Regions from separate parts of the Mus musculus genome. Here region 1 is linked to region 2. A link is a loop called in an ENCODE intact Hi-C map of the cell type or tissue named here. Cell type or tissue: left cerebral cortex. All regions are shown on one strand. Links, peaks and the distances in the headings refer to the core of each region. The heading gives the core; the rest is flanking DNA.

What was found. Peaks named below come from ENCODE experiments on the same cell type or tissue, not always from the same donor. Only the 100,000 strongest peaks of a DNase experiment are listed, where the experiment ranks them.
Region 1: it touches region 2 in a loop (2.5-fold over the local background); 3 of 42 quality-filtered maps call a loop at or near these places.

The regions. Positions count from the first base shown.
Region 1 is chr14:65,012,531-65,022,660 of GRCm38, forward strand. Ints9 (integrator complex subunit 9) reads left to right here. Exons shown (of 17, transcript NM_153414.5): 9 at 4,000-4,111; 10 at 7,786-7,966. Among named protein-coding and RNA genes, the nearest start is that of Gm52118, 29 kb to the right of the region's middle. In left cerebral cortex, for the core only: a CTCF peak has its summit at 4,840 (motif pointing left); a DNase peak (open chromatin) is centred at 4,445; H3K27ac peaks cover 353 bases.
Region 2 is chr14:64,759,328-64,769,457 of GRCm38, forward strand. It overlaps Kif13b (kinesin family member 13B), which reads left to right. Exons shown (of 40, transcript NM_001081177.2): 24 at 1,342-1,474; 25 at 5,676-5,822; 26 at 6,384-6,413; 27 at 8,027-8,126; 28 at 8,286-8,412; 29 at 9,093-9,148. Among named protein-coding and RNA genes, the nearest start is that of Gm26225, 10 kb to the left of the region's middle. In left cerebral cortex, for the core only: a CTCF peak has its summit at 5,572; a DNase peak (open chromatin) is centred at 5,744.

The sequences.
Region 1 (10,130 bases), core at 636-8,635, 250 kb after region 2:
TCTGTAGCTGGTAATTTCCTAATGTACTCTTCCCAGTTTGTTCCCAGTCACATCCATCTTGCTGCACCTGACAAGGCTGTGGTTGTTTAACTGAATGGGTTACATGATGTGGGTATCTGCCATGTTCCCTTCATCAGTTCCTGGCTTGCGAGCACCTAGACAGAGTTTATATCTTTGTCTCGTTCATGCTCTTATAAATGTGTATTCCTCCCATAAATCTAAAGAGAAATATTATAAATTTAAAGCCCTGAAAACTGTTGTTCAGGTCTGAGGTGGCCTCTTGGTTGGTTGGTTTGATTTTAGATTGTTGACAATTTTCTTCCTCTGAATTTTCCCAAAAGTCTTGTTGCTGTTTGTTGGTACTTTGATGTAGATGTTCCACAGTGAAAGCTAAACATCATATAATTGGAACAAGGGCCACAAGAAAGCTAAGGTACAAAGTCCCTGAATCTTTGGTGCCTCTGGCTCAGTTACCAGGGTCCCACCCCTCACCCCCAGAAGCCTGGCGAGGATAACAGCTGGCTGGCCTCTGTGTCTTTCTCCATTGTTTGTCTCATTTGTGTGGACACCGTCTCTCCTCAGAGTATTTCCTTCTCTCAAAAATAATGTGTGCTGCCTAAGTGCATTCCTGTGTGTGTTTATATATTAATTTCCTCCTTGAGTCAAAGCTGTTCCTAAGCCCCGCCCCTTAGCAGTCGAGTGTCTAAAGAGGCAAGGGAAGAAAAGATGCTGGCTGTGCCCTTTACAGGAGTTCTGATAGGGGAAGAGCTTTCCTCCACAGTGCAGCAGGACAGTATCACTATAAGACCAGCAGTCCACTGACAGTCCAGGGCTAGGGAATGGGGGAGCGCACCAAAGTGTGGGGTTTGAATTGGTTTTGGAGGGCAGAGTTGTAGTTGATGGTTGGGGAAGTATTTCTTCCTTTTTTAGGCAATAAATCTTTAAGAATTTCATTTGTAGGGCGTTTAACCTTTGTAAAGGACCTTGAGATTTCCCTGTATTGTTGCTGACTACTCTTTTCACTTTCTCTCAACCAGGCTGCCATTTCTCCTGTGTATGTCGATCTCAGTCTTCTGCACACTGGCTTGCTTCTGGCTGAATCCTGTTTTACATCTAAGAGTGGAATCAGTACCTCACCTTAGGGGCCTTGTTCTGCATTCTCCCCGCCCTCTTGGCCTTCATTGTCTGCTATAAGGACTGTTATGACCAGAAGCAAATCCCTGTTTCAGGCTGATGACTTCTTATTGCCCACCCTGTTCATAGACATCATTCTGTCCTCGTCAGCCCTTTCCCAGTTATGCTTTTCTCTTTGTACTACTGGATTCTGCACATGGGCACACAGGCATGCACACTTCATGTGCACATGTGTGTACATACACACCACTGCACTTGTACTCACAAAAACATAGAAGTCAAATGGAAAGACAAAGAGACGGAAGAGGGAGGAGTGAAGGGCAGAGGAGAAATGAATCTGATCAACATGGATTCTAGATGTGAAGGGAAATGTCACAGTCAAACCTGTTATTTTATAAGTGAGTGTGTGCTTATAAAATTAAAGTTAGCCAGGTGGCAGTAGTGTATGCCTTTGATCCCTGCATTGGGGAGGCAGAGGCAGGCAGATCTCCATGAGTTCAAGGCCAGCCTGGACTACAGAGAGAGTTCTAGGACTAGCAGGGCTACACAGAGAAACTCTGTCACAAACAAACAAAGAAACAAACAACAACAAAAAATTAAAGTTAATTATTAGAGAACAAATTAGGTAAAGACAGTTCTCACTAGCCTTAGACGTTTGTTTTAGTTTTTATTTTATGCACTTATATGCATAAAAGGGGATACTGCATGCAGGCCTGGTACCTGCAGAGGTCAGAGGAGGGTATCAGATCCCCTAGAGCCAGAGCTGTGGAGGATTTGAGTCATTGTGTAGGTTACGGCATCTGAACTCCAGTCCTCCGCGAGAGCAGCTGGTGCTCCTAACCCTGAACCTTCTTCCCAGCCCGCTGCGTGTCAGTTTTTACTAGTTTACTCCATCTGTGTAGCCATCAGTGAGGTGCTTTTAATTCTTGAGCTGAGCAAGATAAGTTTTTTGTTTGTGTTTTTATCACTCCTCAAATGCTGCTGACACCAGCAATGCCTGCATTGCCTTGGAGAAGGACAGACATTTGAAGTATTGCCTGGCATTGGAAGGTGTCACTAAAGTCTTTATAGCCTATATCTGTCCTGGAGCTCTGGGAGTCAATGAGACTAACTCTGCTCAGGGCTGAAATTACAAACATCTGTAAACCGGAACACCAAGTGTCTTGTAATGGTTCCAGCTCAGTGGTCCTCACACCAGGGCACTGCCTGGCATTTGTTTGTGGGTGTTCATTTTCAAAAGATGGTGTTGATGGGTGAGGCTCAGAGGTTTGTCCCCACTGTGTTTTCTTCTGGATCAGTCATTCTTACACTTTTAGGGGTCATGGCCCTTTCTGACCACCAGTTAAATCTGCAAAGGCACGCAGAATCACATACGCCTTTTCAGGGAATTTTGGGGTCCTGTGAAGTCTACCTCATCTCAGAGAAGTCTAATGTATATATAAAACGGTTGCTGTCTTAAGCCAAATATGCCACTTACTGCACTGCCGGGTCCCCTTTGTCCCCAGTTCAGTTTCCTTCTGTATACACAGGAAACAGTCCAAGGCTTATTGCATAGCTACCATAAAAACCGTTGTGCCCCAACCAGCACACACTTCCTTCCTTTTGTGGAAACAGTGTGGAAACATAAGTATGGACCTGAGACGTTCTGCCCAGGAAGGGAAAGGGCTGCTAGACATATTACTGAATATCTGAGGAGAGGAAAGAAGCCAGTCACACACTGCCTGTAACACACTGAACCCTCTGTGCCCCGTAAAAGAAGTTTATAACAGGACCACACTTTGTTACTTAACAAAATAGTGAAGCCAGTGCCTGCATATTTCCATACTCAGTGTTAAAGCAGAATCTTTTAAGAGTACGGATACTCAAAGGTGGCAGTGTAGATTTGAAGCTTTGCTAGGCTGCTCTGTTTGGGTGTTCTTTCTTTGCTGGGGAGTAGACTGTGGCATGGAAAGGTAGAATGAGACTTTTTCGTGAAGCATGTGGCTCAGGGCTTTCCGGGACAAGATGAAAACATTTGTGGACTCTTTGGCCTCTCAGTTCTTGCAACTTTGCTTCCAACCAAATCCTAGTTTATGCAGAATGTTTTTAAGTGCTCTGGAAATAATCACAGTTCAAATCCAACATCTTAAAGAACTCATTGTCGTGTGCCAGTGGGGTTCACAATTTACAAGCAGAGAGAGCGTGTGAGCTCCCAAGATTCACAAAACATAACTAAAGGAGGTGGGAAGTAGGTCAGGACTGTCCCATCTCATAGGGAACTGGGCTCAAAGTTATGAGGCTAGTTGTGGAATTGGGAAGAGGACTAAGTTTCTAACCCGGTGTTCCTTCTGGTTCTTCTACCCTTGATACAGGCAACTCACCCTGCCTGTCTACCCATCGCATGTGCTTTTCTCCTGTGCTTCACAGTTATTCTGAGAACGCAGCTACTCAGTTCACATGTGATTCCCAGGCAAGCAGCAGGAGCATTCCCTGGGAACTTGCTGGAAATGCAGATTCTCAGGCTCTACCTTGAAACAAACCAGAAACTGTGGAAGCAAGCTCAGCAGCTTTGTCCTGCGCACTCTCTAGGTTGCTCCATATTGAAGTTTAAAACCATGTAGAATGCATGTGCGTGGCATTCTGAAGAGGGCAGCACTGTAGACATAGGAAGCCTTAGTTGTGATTGAAAAACACGTGTAGATAGGGAAAGAGTGATCTTAAATGTCCAGTTCTGTGAAGCTGGATATGGTGTGGGCAGCCAGTCATGGCAGGACTGTTACTCCCTGTGGGAGAGCTTGCTGCTGGACTAGACACAGCAAGAGCAGCATTTGCTCTGGTCCCTGCATGGTTCATAAGTTCTGATTAGAGCTTTCTTTTGTCTTTTAGCCCATGGACCAAGCTTCTCTCAAAAACAGTGACGTTCTGATTCTCACAGGGCTGACACAGATCCCTACTGCAAACCCGGACGGCATGGTGGGCGAGTTCTGCAGCAACCTCGGTAAGGGGCCACTCAGTGTTGGACTTGGGTACATTTCTCATTTGAGTCCTGCCTTCTGGTATCTCTTTGAAGCCTCCCTGCTCCCATTTCTTTCCACCCCTTCGTTTCTTCCTCAGAATGAATTGTTGTCCACAGGAGTGGTTCTCAAGGAATGTCAATCTAAAGGTAGGCTAGGAGTTGTACAGACCCACAGCGGACTTGTTAGCAGTTCCTAGAAGAGATACTGAGCGTTCTCTCACAGGCCGTGTTGGTTGACCCCTCACTGTGGTGGGCTTGGCCGATGTGTGCTCACAGGTAACAGCAGAAGAGTCACACCCCCTCACTCTGCTTTGCAAATACTAGCTCAGAAATGACTCACACTTGAAATTCATAGCAGTGTAAAGATGGAAACACAGAATTGTTCCCACTAACATTTGGTTGCTTTTATTTTTCTTCTTTTGGGAAAATTTCAATTGAGAGCCCTCTAGGATGTTTTCTGCCTGGAAGACATTTATTGTCTTATAGACTAGATGGGCAGTGAAATCTCACAATCCTGTCCTTATTTTAAGAAAGTAGGATGGAGGCTGGAGAGATGGCTCAGAGGTTAAGAACACTGACTGCTTTTCCAAAGGTCCTGAGTTCAAATCCCAACAACCACATGGTGGCTCACAACCATCTGTAATGAGATCTGATGCCCTCTTCTGGTGTGTCTGAAAACAGCTACAGTGTACTTACATATAATAAATAAATAAATCTTAAAAAAAAAAAAGAAAGAAAGAAAGAAGGATGGCTGCTGTCTTTGTATGTGCAGGCTGCTATTTGATAACAAAATATTATCATTGGTGTATAAACTAATCACATTACTGCCCCTTGGTTTGGTTAAGGGAAAGTTTTATTGTAGATATGAGAGAAAATAGCAGGAGATAGAATAGAGAAAATATAGTAAGAGAGTCAGGAGCAGAACAGAACAGAGCCCAAGAGTGTATTGGGGGTAGGAGGGGAGGGAGGGAGGGAGGGAGGGAGGGAGGGAGGGAGGGAGGGAGGAGGGAGGGAGAGAGGGAGGGAGAGAGGGAGGAGAGAGAGAGAGAGAGAGAGAGTTAGAGAGAGAGAGAGAGAGAGAGAAAGAGAGAGAGGGAGAGAGAGAGAGAGAGAGAGAGAGAGAGAGAGAGAGAGAGAGAGAGAGAGAGAGAGAGAGAGAGAGAGAAATATATATCAATAGCAGGGTTATAAGAAGAATGTGTATCTGGCTGGAATTTAAGAAGGGCTAGGAGCTAGGGCAGACTCTGAAATGTCTAACAGGTACTTGTGATACTGAGGGAATGTGGAGGCCTGCATGAGCTTTGACATGCTAATAGGCGCCATGGGTAGTCATATGACCCTTCTGCCAAAGTAAAAGAAATGACTCTGAGGTAGATGGGAACCTGCTTCACACGTTTCTGAGGAATGCTGGCTTTTATCTAACCACCAGAAATCTTGCTATAGTCCAAGCTGAGCTCATTTCTGGGTATATGCGTTTTGGAGTTTGGAAAATTGGAGTTTTCTTTGGACTAACAGTGGCTTAGGCAGTGAGCATTTGTCTCACAGTCCCGAGACTGGGAACTCTGAGACCCAGGTAGCCACTCTTTTCCTGCATCTTCGAGTGGAACAAAGGACATATGTTTCCATTCCTCTTCTTACAGAGGCACTATTCTCATCATGGGGTCTCTGCCTCCATGACCTAATCTAAACGACCTAACCCCCTCCTCATGTGCCTGCTTCAGAACGTCACCATACTGGCCAGCTGGCTGCCACATATAAACTCAGTGGGGCAGGGGGCATAAAACATTAAGTCTGAGCTAGCTACCCAAGCCGAGCTGAGGGCTGACCTTCACCTCCCAGCAACTTTAAGTGGTATTACTCTGGCTCCAGGAAGATGTGTCCGGCTTCATTTTGCATGGAAGGCACTGTCCTTTGAAATCCCTTGAGCCTGGCTACTAAGTATGTTTGCTGCTCTAAAGACAGAGGTAATTTATTCTTACTGTAGAAAAGTTGTTGGACTGGTCTCAGATAGAATCTGAGTTTTGTGTATTTGTTAATAATCTAGAATCACTAACTCCTGAAACTTTAGATTTGGAGAAAACCCAACATCTCATGCACTGTGTCACTGTGTCACTCTCCTCAAGATCCGAGATCATCCAATAAAAATGCACTCGGTGAAAAGCTGCATGGTCAGCATGCTCCCTTGGCAATTTTTATACAGAGTAAAGCTTGAAAAGCCCTGGCCTTACTCATCCCCACATAATAAGGGGGAAACTGAGGCCCAGCCAGGCTGGAGTGGCAAACTTGTGACCCTTCCTTGCATCTCTGAGCAGAAGCAGACTGGAGCCAGGCTCTCAGAAGTGTCTCCTTCATTCCTTGCTGCCTTCTAAAGACGACCTGTCTGTCACAGGAGTAGGAAAGGCTGTTGACAACAGACTGCAGGTCCTCCCCAACTACCTACCTCCGTTGTTCTGTAAATGAAGCAAAAGCCAACTTGACTTTACAGTTTTTCAGCCATTCATGCTTTTAACACATTACAGCCCATAATGTGATTATTTCCACATTCCATAACTGGCTGTGTTTCAGATAATAGATCGTTTCTTACAGACAAATACTAGTGCCAGAAAGTGTGATGAAAAGGACTTAAAAGGGAACAGATTGTTTCTTCTGAATCACTCAGCCACAGTCAGAGACTGAGTAGAAACATCCTGAAAATTTGAAATAGGATTTAGAGAGAAGGAGTTGCCTAAAGCTCAGGTTCACTGGAGACATTAAAACCTACCAGGGGATTCAGTTAGACAGTGATGAGAACATCAGCCTTCAATCTTGCATTGCCCAATGTACACTTCTCTACAAAAGATTAGACAGTTATAAAGTGTGGGGGTCATAAGAACAGGCTGAGGTTAGAAAGGTTTTGTGTGTGGAAGTGTTGAGGTAGAGAACACAGAATAGTAGGGTTATAAAGAGATTGAGTAGTTAGGACTGGCTTACAGTTTCAGAGGTTCAGTCAGTCCATTATCATTATCATGGTGGGAAGCATGGCATCATGCAGGCAGACATGGTGCTAGAGACAGAGTTGAGAATTCTACATTTTGATCTGCAGGCAGCAAGGAAAGACTGTTCCATACTGGGCAAAGCCTGAGCATATAAGACCTTAAAAGCTCACCCCCACAGTAGCAAACTTCTTCCAACAAGGCCATGCCTCCTAAATAGTACCACTTCTTATGGGCCAAGCACTCAAACACATGAATCTGGTGGCACAAAACGGAAGTCTGACTGGAGGATGTTTAGAGTAGGGGGAGGAAGTGAGAAGCACTGCAGTGCACCACCCATGGATTTTGAAATGTGTAGTGGATACTTAGGATACTGAAGCAACCTGGAGCCAGGGGTAGCTGTTTAATCCTTCTGCCAGAGCCAGGGAAATGCCTCCTTTTGGTTGATGGGGAGTGGTTTCACAAGTTTCTGAGAAATACTAACTTTATGTAACTGCCAGAAGTCATCCCATAGCTCAGGTTGAGCTTGACCTTACAAAAGCTACATAGCAAGACCCTGTCTCAAAAATAAATCATATCATACACAGGAGAAGAGAAATAATGTAATTGTCATTTTAAAGGTTGTATTTGTCCTTTCTAACATTGTTCTTTTGGTACCATCTTCTCTCTCCTCAACTTTTCCAGCTCTGACAGTTCGGAATGGAGGAAACGTGTTGGTCCCTTGCTATCCTTCAGGCGTGATCTATGACCTCCTGGAGTGCTTATATCAATACATTGACTCCGCTGGCCTCTCCAACATCCCTTTCTACTTCATCTCCCCCGTTGCCAACAGTTCACTCGAGTTTTCCCAGATTTTTGCTGAGTGGTAAGTCAGTAGTATCCTTTCTCTGAGTTCTGCTTAAGTATGTTCAGTCAGTAAAAATGAAAATAACTGTGATTTCTTAAGAGTACTTAAGACTTCATGCATGTGCATGTGTGTGAACTACTGAAAGTCAAATCCCATACATTGCTAGCATTTAGAAGCATAGGTACGAAGAAAGGATAAGAAAGCCCCAAGCTCATACTGTTGTAATTACCTACATCTGATAAGAAAAGCTAGATCTTTATTTCCATAGCCAGTTTATCAAAGATCCATTTTATTATACCAAGAAGCTGACCAACTCCTAGAGCAGACACTTAGACATAGGTTACTAAGCTTTGACCATGTTCGAAGAGTTTGAGTCTAACTCCCCTGGTCAAAAGAGGGAAGTGGAGGTAGATGTAATTTCTAAATTCTTAAGAGCCATGTGACACAGAATAGAATATGTCCAATCAGTTTTAGTAGTATGGTGACCAAATGGACACACAGCAGTTACTAAGTTCCTCCCTGAAAATGGAATTTTTACATTACCATGTTATAACATATCCCAGTGTTATGCCCCTCACCCCTCTCCTGGTTTTGGTGTGTGGGTTTTTCCTTCCCATTGAATTGTGGGCGTCTCCCTGAGTTGACTCTGCTCCCTTTGGTCAATAGGACTGCTCCTTGTCTTTACTTCTCACTCGTTTTTATCCTTACACACAAGTGTCTTCCCCACATAGGAGACCCCAAGCAGCATTTGCAGATGAAGTTAACATGTTAGAAACTTGTTTTCATTCAGACCCCCAATAAAAATACTGCAGCACACTCCTGGGTCACGCCCTGTGGGCTGAGTAGACAGTGCCCCACCATATCAGGCCTGTGCCTACAAGAATGGTCGTCACCCAGCACAGGGATTGGAGTCCTGCAGGGTCTTTCTGTGAGTTTGTTTTGCAGGTGTGTGTTAGTTCATAAGTGGGCAAGCCATGTTATGTAGAAAAACAAGTTATAGAAAATAATAGAGACCTGGAGCCCACAACACCACTGTCCAAATAAACCCCATCTGACCTAGAAATCATGTTGAGTAGTTAACATTTTTTTAGATATCACCTTGTCAAGTTTCACTTCTTAATTTTAAATTCTGATTTTGTTTTCCTAAAGGGGTTGCAGCTCAGTAGTGCAGTGCTTATGTAGCAGAAAACATTCAATAACACTAAACCATTATGAAACCTTGTGAAGAGCAGCAAATGTTTGTTTTCCCAGCACTTGGGAAGCTGAGGCAGGAGGAGAACAGGTTCAAGGCCAGACTGCTACAGCCCATACCTTGTCTCTTCTTTCTTTGAAAGAAAAAAATGAGCACACAGTCAGCACGTACTGAGCACACAGTAAGCTCACAGTGAGCACACAGTGAACACACAGTGAGCATACAGTGAGCACACAGTGAGCATACAGTGAGCACACAGTGAGCACACATTGAGCTCACAGTGAGCACACAGTAAACATACAGTGAGCACACAGTGAACACACAGTGAGCATACAGTGAGCACACAGCACACAGTGAGCACACAGTGAGCATACAGTGAGCACACAGTGAGCATACAGTGAACACACATTGAGCACACAGTGAGCACACATTGAGCTCACAGTGAGCACACAGTAAACATACAGTGAGCATACAGTGAGCATACAGCATACAGTGAGCACACAGTGAGCATACAGTAAGCACACAGTGAACACACAGTGAACATACAGGGAGCACACAGCATACAATGAGCACACGGCCAGCGCACGTGGCTGCAGTATTGTCTCCTCACATCACTCACATCTATATACTTAGCTTATTACCTTCTCATTGGCTGGCAGGGCTTTTCCTTTTAAGAATAAATCTTAAATTGAAACTATTCTGTCTATATATGATGATAGCATTTGCCTTAGGTAAGTTACTAAAAGTGGAATTACTGGAATAAAGGGTAGGAATATTTTTAATGTTCATTATCTAATACTACTTGCCAAAATATTTTTATGTAAATTATTCCTTTTTTGCCCATTTACCTCTTAAAGGTTTTATATCTCTATTACATATTTGAACTCTGTGTATATATTAAAGATATTAACTTTTTGTTAACATACTTTAGCCATTTTTCCCAGTTTGATACTTTTTTTTTAATTTTATCTTGGATTTCTTTCAGTTTAA
Region 2 (10,130 bases), core at 708-8,707:
GAATCATGACCATTATTTTATGAATTAATGGCCACCTTTTCCCAAGTATCACCACTCTATGGCTGAAGTCTACCAGTAAAATTTCCTTAGTGCACCAAACTTTATAGAACAGTGGAAGAAAGTGTGTGCGTATTTAAGAAGCAACAGTGAAATGAAGTTCAGGAGACAGGCCATTTATCACAGTGACTTTTGCTGATAAGCCAGCCATGGAGAGAAGGATGGCAATCTGCTGTAGCATTCAAGTTGACACTGCCTTTAGTTCACAGGTGTTTGTTGATGGTCACTTGTTTGATTTTGTGCTGCTGATGTTTGAACCCAGGGCCTCTTGCATGCTAAGCAAATGCTGCACAGTTCTGCATCCCTAGCCCTTTCCAGTTTTGAGTGCCATTAGTGATGAGAGAAGGTAGCTCATTTGAAGGCATAAGCAATTTCAAAGGGAATGACTCAAGGAGGCGATGTTTTTGCTGCCATCTAATTATAGATGAGAACCACATTTTCTCTTTTAGCAAATCCTAAATTAGAAGGTGAGATATTTTTTCCCCTTAATTTTCTTATTAATTGACCTGAGAGCACAAGTCATGGATGACACCTTCCTATGTGAAGACCATCCTGTATTTGGCTTCTGAGTACTGACTAGAGTATTTCAATCATTGTATAACCATTTTCAAATGTATTTGTCATGATACACCCCCACCCTTGAGTGTTCTCCCCCGCCTCTGTCTGTCTGTGTGCACATGCATGCATGTTTATGTGGATTTGAACTCTGAGCTGTTGTTCTAACTTCACATTATAATTGTCATTTTCTAAACAAAATAAAAGTGCAAGTGAGGTGTAGCTCAGTGGTAGAGAATTTACTTAGCACATGAAGGCCACCTGAATTTAGTCCTCAAAACTGGAAACAAAGGAAAAACAAAGAGCCATGCTGGGTTGATGCTGTCAGTTTGTCTTTCGGGTCACATTATTTGTCATTGTGTGCTGTACATTTCTTTCTGATCTAAAGATCATTGCACTGGGCTTCTTTGTTTACAGTCATTCTCACTGTTAAGACTAGAAGGTCCTAAGCTGTCCGTATTGAAGTAGAGAGGCATGGATTGGGGGTTTAGAGGTAACTACTCAGTTGGCAGGGGGCTTACCTAGATGCATGAAGCCCTGGGTTTGGTTCACAGTACTGCATAAATTGAGTATGTTGGCATACACTTGGAATCTCAGAAGTATGAGGCAGGAATATTGAAAGTTAAAGGGTACCTTTGACTGTATAGTGAGCTTGAGCACAACCTGCTATATATGAAACCCTGCCTAAAAAAGAAGTGTAATTTCTTAAGACCTGCATATATTTCCTAGGTGGAGTGAAGTCACCAGAAAGTTGGAATTCTGGGTTCAGATCTTGGAACAGAATGAGAATGGTGATTACTGTCCGGTGGAAGTAATTGCTGCAAAAGATGTCCCCACAGGAGGGATCTTCCAGCTCCGACAGGTACCAGCATTGTGACATCATAGTAAATTCCTCGACACTCGATGGCTTATAGTGGATTCTTTTGAACAGAACTTTTTTAAAAAAGACTTTTTTATTTATTTATTTTATGTATATGAGTACACTGTGGCTGTCTTCAGTCACACCAGAAGAGGGCATCAGATCCCATCATAGATAGTTGTGAGCCACCATGTGGTTGCTGGGAATTGAACTCAGGACCTTTAGAAGAGCAGTCAATGCTCTTAACCGATGAGCCATCTCTCCAGCCCCTGAACAGAACTTTTAATAATAATGATGATGGTCAAGCCCATTTCTCTGAAATAGTTAAATGTATTGGCATTTGTTTATCTATTGTGTATGTTTGTGGATAGGTAATGCCACTGTGCACATGTAGAAGTCAGAGGACAACTTGTGAGACTTGGTTTTCTCTTTTCCTTCAACATATAGTCCTGGGGTTTGAAATCAGGGTGTTAGGTGATAGTGGAAAGGTCCTTTATGTAGCCATCTCCCTGGGTTTTCATTTTCAATCCCATTTTTTTATATAAAAATATTCTCTTATGTCATAGGCATTTTCTTCTATTGTTAAAAGTCTCACTACTTAATGATGTTTTAAAAGTAGTTTCTAAAAGGGTTAAAAATAAGCCTTTTGAAAAATATTTTTATTATTTTGTATATGTCTGTATATGTGTGAGTTTGTATGCCACAGGATGCAGTGCAAGTCAGAGGATAACTTGGAAAAGTGAGTTCTCTCTGCTGTTTGGGCCTTGACAGTTGAACTCGGGTCATTAGGCTTGAAGCAAGCACCTTTACTGGCTGAGCCTTCTTGTTGGGTTGAAAACGAGAAGTGTTCCAGGAAAACTTAGTATTGAGGAGTGGGACTTAAGGCAGACATACCAGGCAGCTTCATGTGCTCATGAACATGAGTTCAAAGCTGCACAGAGAGAGAGCACTGAATATGCAGGGGAGGACTGCCGGCTCACTGCTGGCCCTCCAGGGGCCTAGCAGTGTACTTGTGAGCTCCTTCACCTGGAACACGGAGAAGGGGTTAGCACCAGTGTTGTGGGTTTGCATGAGAATTAGGAGAGTGTTGTATAATTATAGCCCTGTGCTTGACACATGGCAGGAGTGTGTGTGGCTGAGTCCATGCAATGTAGACTATGGATCCCTCACTGATCGCCCAGGTGAGTGGCCATCTGTCAGTCTGTGCTGCTGACCAACAGTGACAGGGCAGGTCTCCATATGTAATTAATCTGTTCAGTCTTCACTGTGAAGGTTTTCTGTGTATGTCCACATACCCTCCTCTTGCTGATCCTTCCTTTTCCCAAACCGTCTTCTCTTCTGCTTTCATGTCACATATCATAGACAGTGGAAAACCTCAGAGTAATCGGTACACATAATTGGAAGTATTCTTTTTACGACACTGTGCCTCATTTCAAAAATCTAGTAGGCTGTTCTCTAGCGTTTTCATACTTTAAGATATAACACTAGGGGGCTGGAGAGATGGCTCAGTGATTAAGAATACTTTCTTCTCTGCCAGCTCTCAAGTTTGATTCCCAGCGCCCAGGTCACATGGCTCCCAATCACTAGTAACTCCATCCCTAGGCTGTCTGTGGGCCCTCCATCATGACATCTATTCACAAAGGCACACACACACACATAAACAAAAAGAATAAATCTTTAAAAACCCATATTATTAGAATTGCTTTCGAAATGAATGTTAAAAGCATTCAGAGAAAAACATGAATGGCTGAAGGAAAGAGTGTCCACTTAAATATTTAAATTTCAGATTAATGTAGAAGGTGGAAGCAAATGAGTTTCTTCTGATGCCTTCATCCACAGGTGAGAGACTTAGAGCAAAAGGGAAGGATTCTCAGCTACAGTATTATGCAGAGACATGGCACTGTAGGGAGACACAGACGAATTTCTGAGGGTGAAGATCTTTCCCTAGGCGTTTTCCTTGGCGGCCTTAGGAAGTCATCTTAGGAAGCCAGGCTCGGTGCCTTTTCTGAAGCTTACTGTCAGCTGGATGTGTCAGTGTCAGTTGTACCTCAGACCCTTGACGGAGAGTGTCCAGAGATGCCAGGAAGGCTTCAGCGAAGGACGAGCATCCTCACCTCAGTGCTGAGAAAGACACTCCAGCTTGGTAAAGGGTTCCTCTCTCAGGTGACAGCGTAAGGACTCAAGGTGGGGCTCTGCTTGAGCGAAGGCCCTTGTAGGAGGGAAGTGAGATGATAGAGGCTGTCACAGAAGCAGGGTAAGGGATGTTTGTAACCATGGTGAGATGCTGCAGGAACAGAGGGGACCACAATAGCAGGAATGGGATTCAGAGTAGTGGCTGAGAGAATGTCCCAATGTGTTCTCTGAGACAGTAAGCCTTCCTCTGTCTTCCATATTATGTTTCAAATATTCAGGATAGGCTAAAGAGACAGAAGGCAGCTACCTGAAATGATGAAGTGGCCTTAGACTTAATAAAGTGGGTAAAGGTGCTTGCCACATAAGCCTGAAGACCCACATTCAGTCTCTGGGACCCTAGTGAAGATGAAAGGTGAGAAGTGACTGTAAAGTTGTCATCTGACCTGCAGTGTGGACCATGGCATGTTCACCCTCATATGCACACACACAAGGGTAATAATAATAACAATGAAATAAAACATGTTTACTGAGTGACTTTTCCCATAAAATATCAGATGCATACTCCTTGGAAATGTTCAGATCAGTGACTGTCCATCAGATGTTGTTAGTCCGAGCCTGTGGCTGCTTGAGTGGATGTTCCTGGCTGTGCAAAACTCTTGGGAGCTTAATTTCTAGATGAGAGGAAAAGTAATTGACTTAAAATTGGATGTTTAAGTTCTGTTGCTTAGATGCTCTTCTCTGTTCCTACCATGCTTGGGGATACCAGGAACCCTTCCCAGTGTCTGCCTAAGTGTGCGGAGTCACAGGGCTTGTTCTGGACACCCAAGCAGGGTCAGTTCTGATCACATTTGCAGCTTGATTTCTTTAATTCTGTGAAAAGGGCATTGTATACAGGTCAGTTCTTATCTTTTTTGTTATTTGTTTGTATTGATTGATTGATTGATTGATTGATTGATTGTTTCAGGATAGGGTTTCTCTTTGTATCCCTGGCTGATCTGGACTTGCTCTGTAGATCAGGCTGGCCTAGAATGCACAGAAATTTGCCTGTCTCTGCCTCCCTAGGGATGGGATGAAAGGTGTGCATCACTACTGCCTGGCAGTTCTTATCTTTAAAATAAGACTGAATCCCAACTTTGGTACCCTGTGCTTTAACATATGTAGGCTGCAAGTGTTTTTCTGCACCAGTTGCTTAGTGACAGCTATAGGACATCACACTTTAAACAGTTGTTCACATTCCATATAGGTCTACTACCTTGTTCTTCATGGCACTTCAGAGTACTTATCCATGTACTTGATTGTCCAGTTGCTGGGGCAAAGGTGACTTACAGTTTAGCCCTTGACCAAGCTTGGCCAGTTTAAATCCCTGTCCCACAGGATTGACATTATTTGTTTCATAACCATGATCTCTGTTGGAAGTAACTTCTCACTTAGTAGGTTGAAATAAAAGCTCTCATGGTTGCCTTGTCTGGAAGTTGCCCTTTTTCAGTCTAGGTCTCATTAGGTAGCCCCAGAACTCTATGCAGCCCAGGATAACCTCAAGCATGGAGATCTCCCTGCCAATTTCTGGAGTACTAAAGTTACAGTGTGAACCACCACACCTGGCTCAGTTCAACACTTTTTATTAGACACTGTTTGCATTTCCTTTGCTTGTAAGTTTTCATTTACCTGGTGTTTTGTCACATACCAGCACCAGAATTTTCCAGGCTGAGCCAGGAGGATTGCCTTGAATTCAAAATTAGGCCAGTGTAGGTAGGCCAGAGCTACATAGCTACATAGCAAAGCTATATAGCAAGCCCCTATTGTTCATTAAAATAATTTTCTTTTAGTTTCTAGTTATTTAGGAATTATAGAAAAATATGCTCATTTTGATTTTCTGTCTATTTGAAAGAAAATTCATTTTCCTGACTAGGTTAGAATGTATGCTTTAGTACTTAACAGTTATGAGGTAGATGAAAGCCAATTGCATTTTTCTATATCAGCCTATAGGGGTCTCTCTAAACCAGAGTTTTGAAACTCATGAAGCTGATTTTGTGTGTGTTTGTGTATATGTTCCCAAATCTCTGTGCTGCAGGGGCAGTCTCGGCGAGTTCAAGTTGAAGTGAAGTCTGTGCAGGAGTCAGGAACTTTACCACTGATGGAAGAGTGCATATTGTCAGTTGGCATTGGGTGTGTGAAAGTTAGGCCACTCCGGTCCCCTAAGATCCACGAGAATGTCCATGTAAGTTTCTGGGCCTGCTCTGTGCTTTTTGAAAGGCAACAGCAGAGCAGAATCGTTTGAGACTGCCACCCCTGCCCCACCATTGGTGTCTCCTTCAGTGCACTGTCTTGACAAGAGCACCTGTACTAGGCTGTTACTATGCTTTGTCCTGTTGTGTGGTGAACTGAGAGTTAAAACCTCTCAGCCTGGCAAACCACCAAGCCTAGCAGTGATTAACTTCCTCCCATGGCCCACCCCTCTAAAGAACCCCCACTGGCTGGTAAAGACTCTTTGCCAGCGGGTGTTTGATTTCCCCTGGAGTAGGGGGTGGTAAGCCCAGCAGGGAGATCATTGTACTGAGTCTGAAAAGGTCAGGGGAGCCTCTTCACTCCCCCCTAGAAGCTCCAAGTCTTACCAGCTTCGACATGGGATGGCTGGTAAGGCTGGGTGGGAGGCCAAGGTGTGATGTATCAATTAGACAAGAAGACAGGAACTGGGGGAGAACATAGTGGTTGTGGTTGGAGGCCTGATGTGGGGGTAAATAATTGTTTTGGTTCTACATAATACGTTGTTTTCTTTTAGGAGGAAGAGGAGGACATGGACAGCTACCAGGTAATTGAGCACCTGTTGGCCTCATCAAATCAGCTTGATTCAAGTACTTAATTACACAGGCCAGGATCTTTCTGCACTGCTACTTGATAATTAAACAATTCTGCTTTTCCCAAAAAGTCAAACAAAGTATGGAAAGGCTGTGTATTGTAGGGGTTCATGGGCTAGGATTAGGACACCCTGTGACAAAGTCCTTTCTTAATCAGGGACACTGCATTGGCCTATTTACAAAGCCACCTCCCAGCTACCTTGCCTGGGATTCCCTTGAGCTGAGTCACCCATGGGCTTAGGGAATATATGGGTGTGTGCGCGCACATGCACGTGCACATCTATTTCTGCGTCTTACATGTGTGAGACTAGGTCACCCTGAATGCCCCCTTCCTTGAGCTGTCCATTAGTTTTGGAGGTTTTGTTTCTCTGTCGTTTCTTTTCCTAATGTGCCAGATTTTGTTTATGTCTGTGAAGTTGCATCTTGTTGTCATCATTTAGAACTGCCCAGGCTCTTTGGAGCCTGATTATGTCATCTGCTGTAGTCACTCTCCTGGCTTTGCATCATCCTAATTTGATAGAAATGTCTGCTTTCCTATAAGTCACTGATTAAAAGAAAAAAAGGCAAGAGAAAAACCTCACCATATCAGCTGGGTTGAACTCAGAGTATGAACTAAGAGAATGGAGCCTTCTTTTAAACAGACATTATCCCATTCATCACTGCTTTCTGGATGTGGTATTTGAGGTCCCTGTGATTGCACTTAGAGGAGATGCACAGCACGTTTTCTCCATCTTGTCCACAGGAATGTCATAGGCTATTTGGTTAAATGTGCTGTTGAAATCCAGACACTGACATCTGCAGCATTCCTCTGAACCACCAGCCCCTAACCATGTTACTAAAGGAAGTGAAGTCAGACTGGCGTGCTGGCAGGTGCTGACTGGTGGGGTTCAGTCTGTCAGTAACCACCCCTGTTGTCTTGCCCACTGCTACCTCCCAAATATGCCCAAGGAGTAGACGCATGTGCTATTGGAGGTGGCTAGACACTTGAAAGCTTCTTTCTGGTAGTTCTGAGGAGTGAACATTTGAAGCTTGTTAAGTACAGTTTGTGTTTCTAGTCCAGCCAGGCAGCCTCACAGAAGATGTTGTTTCTCATGGGTGGAGTTAAGCAAGTACAAAGAGAACCAATTCCTAAAGGCCTGTCCACTCTAGAGTCCACTAATGCTTCCTGCTCTGGGAGTGGTGATCTGAATTGTAGGTAGAGTCACTTGTTGGCCGTTCGTGCTGGGCTGGCCCGAAGCTCAGGTGGTAGACTGCTTGCCTTGCATTCAGTTTTCATGTCCCGATTATTCTGGGCATGGTGACAGAAGCCTGTGGTCATCCAGCACTCTTAGGTGGGAACAGAGACTCATCAGGTTGACTTCATCTTTAGCTCCATAGTGGATGAGTTCCAGGCCAGTCTAGGTTTTATGAGACATTGTCTTTGAAAAAGAAAAGAAGGGAAAAAAAATAGTTGTTGCGTGCTGCTTATGTCTTGGAGTTAGGAGAGCAAAGTTAATTTGGGGAGTGTCTAGTTTAAGCGTGTGGCCTGGATATTGCATTGAGTGTGGCTTCTTCTATTTTCTTTCAGGATAGGGATTTAGAGCGGCTTCGTAGAAAATGGCTCAATGCATTAACCAAACGTCAAGAATACTTGGATCAACAACTGCAGAAGCTTGTCAGTAAACATGGTAGGAAGAAAAGTTGGACATTTCCCTCTCCCCCATTCCTCCCTCCCTCTGCTGCATGCACATATACTCACACAGTACTCCCTGCCCTGCACTAAATCTGTCTAAATGTGGGAACAGCAAGCAGAATTGCTAGACCTAACCCTAACTCTGCTCTTCTAGACAAAACTGAGGATGATGCTGACCGAGAGGCACAGCTCCTGGAGATGCGGCTGACGCTCACAGAGGAAAGAAATGCAGTGATGGTGCCTTCTGCTGGGAGTGGCATTCCAGGGGCCCCTGCAGAATGGTAAGGTCCTACAGTGTGTCTTCTGAAAGCTTCAGGGATGACCAGGCACCTCGATTCCCACTTGTATTTTGCAGTGATGTTGTTAATGAATGGATTGTTCATAATGAGAACTGAGATATTGAAAGACTGTTAAATTATTTTCATGAGTTGGATATGACTATGGCTTGAAACTTTTATTAAATAATATTGTTATTGGCCAAGGTAATTAGGATTTCTGAGAACTTAAATCAATATTTAGTACCACTGCACTTAGCATTAAAAAATAGTTAATATGTTAATTACTTGGATCATTTGTTCCCTTAAAAGAATGTTAGGTCATTATGCAGTTAGAAAACTGCATCTCAACCAGTTTTTGGTTTTGGTGCTTAAGCTGTGCTGTCAGCAAATGTTCTCTGACACTTGACTGGAATTAAAGATAGCAAAGCAAGAAGCCACAAGGATCCCTTAAGTATGTCATTTGTCAAGAAAGCAAGCTTTAGACGGGCTGCTGGTGAAGTGGTGAGTCTGTGAGAGTGAGCTCCTATGCCCCAGCACTGGACGGCTCCTGCAGTCAATCACGAGCCTCGTCACACTGTCTTAGAGGGACATCATTGCTCAGGCCATTGTCCCCAAGGGTACATGTGATCCTGAGGGACTGCTGTGTCTCAGGTACTGTATATAACCTGTTCTTCATGTTTTAGGACCCCAGTGCCTGGGATGGAGACCCACATTCCTGTTATATTTCTTGACTTAAATGGTAAGTTAGAGGTGGCTTCCAGAGGCTTACCTTGACAACACAGTGACAGGGTAATCCTTTATACATCTAGCCAATCATGTTTCGGGGTGTAGTCACCCTGATATAGGCTCAGTGCTCTGTGTGTGGTGTTCTGATGCTGGACAAGGGCTGTAAATCTCAGTATCAGTCTTGCTGTGGTGTGCAGCCCCCACCTTTTCTCCCATTTCTGTCCATCTCTTTCCATCCTTTGAGCCTTATGCATGCTAGACAAGTGTGCTCCAGTGAGCTGCAGCCCAGCCCAGCAGCTCTGGCTGTGGTGCTCACATCTCCCTGTGGCTTCCTGCTTCTCTGAGTGAGCTTTATTTCCCTACCCACTTAGGGGATTTGTCCACACTGATCTATGTTCGACTTCAGTGCTCTGAAGAAAATGTCTATCTGGAAAGGACCAACAACTAGGGATACTGTTTTCTTAGCATTATTTAACGACTTTCTCAGCCTTTTTGTGAGTTCCTGTGAACTTAACCTTACTTGCTTATTTTTCTTTTTACATAACTGTTGTTTTCCCCAGCCCCCGCACAGCCATTCCACCAGTCTCTGTCTATAGGAGGGAAAATAGAAAATGCAAAGGTAGGTTAGGGAGCTAAAAATAAGAAGTCAGCAGTTAAGCTCCACGAAACACCTGCAGAAGTGTGTGTTACCACAAACTTCCCTAAATAGAGAAGCCTGGGCATCCTCAAGTGGTTCCCTTCACTGAGTGGAAGTGTGTTAGGATGCCTGAGGGGCCCAGCATCTGTGCCCCTGAGGGCTCACGTGTGCACAGGTTAGAGAGACACGGGGCACCCATGCCAGCTGTCCATCCTGGGAGGTGAGAGCTGTTCCAGAGCTGTCACAGGGCACTGTCTTCCTGTGCTCTTGAGCCTTGGAGGCTGAGACGCTCTGGCCTGATCTCGTGCTGGGCTTCGTGGGCAGCTGAAAAGCAGGCCTCCAAGGGACTGGGGAGGAT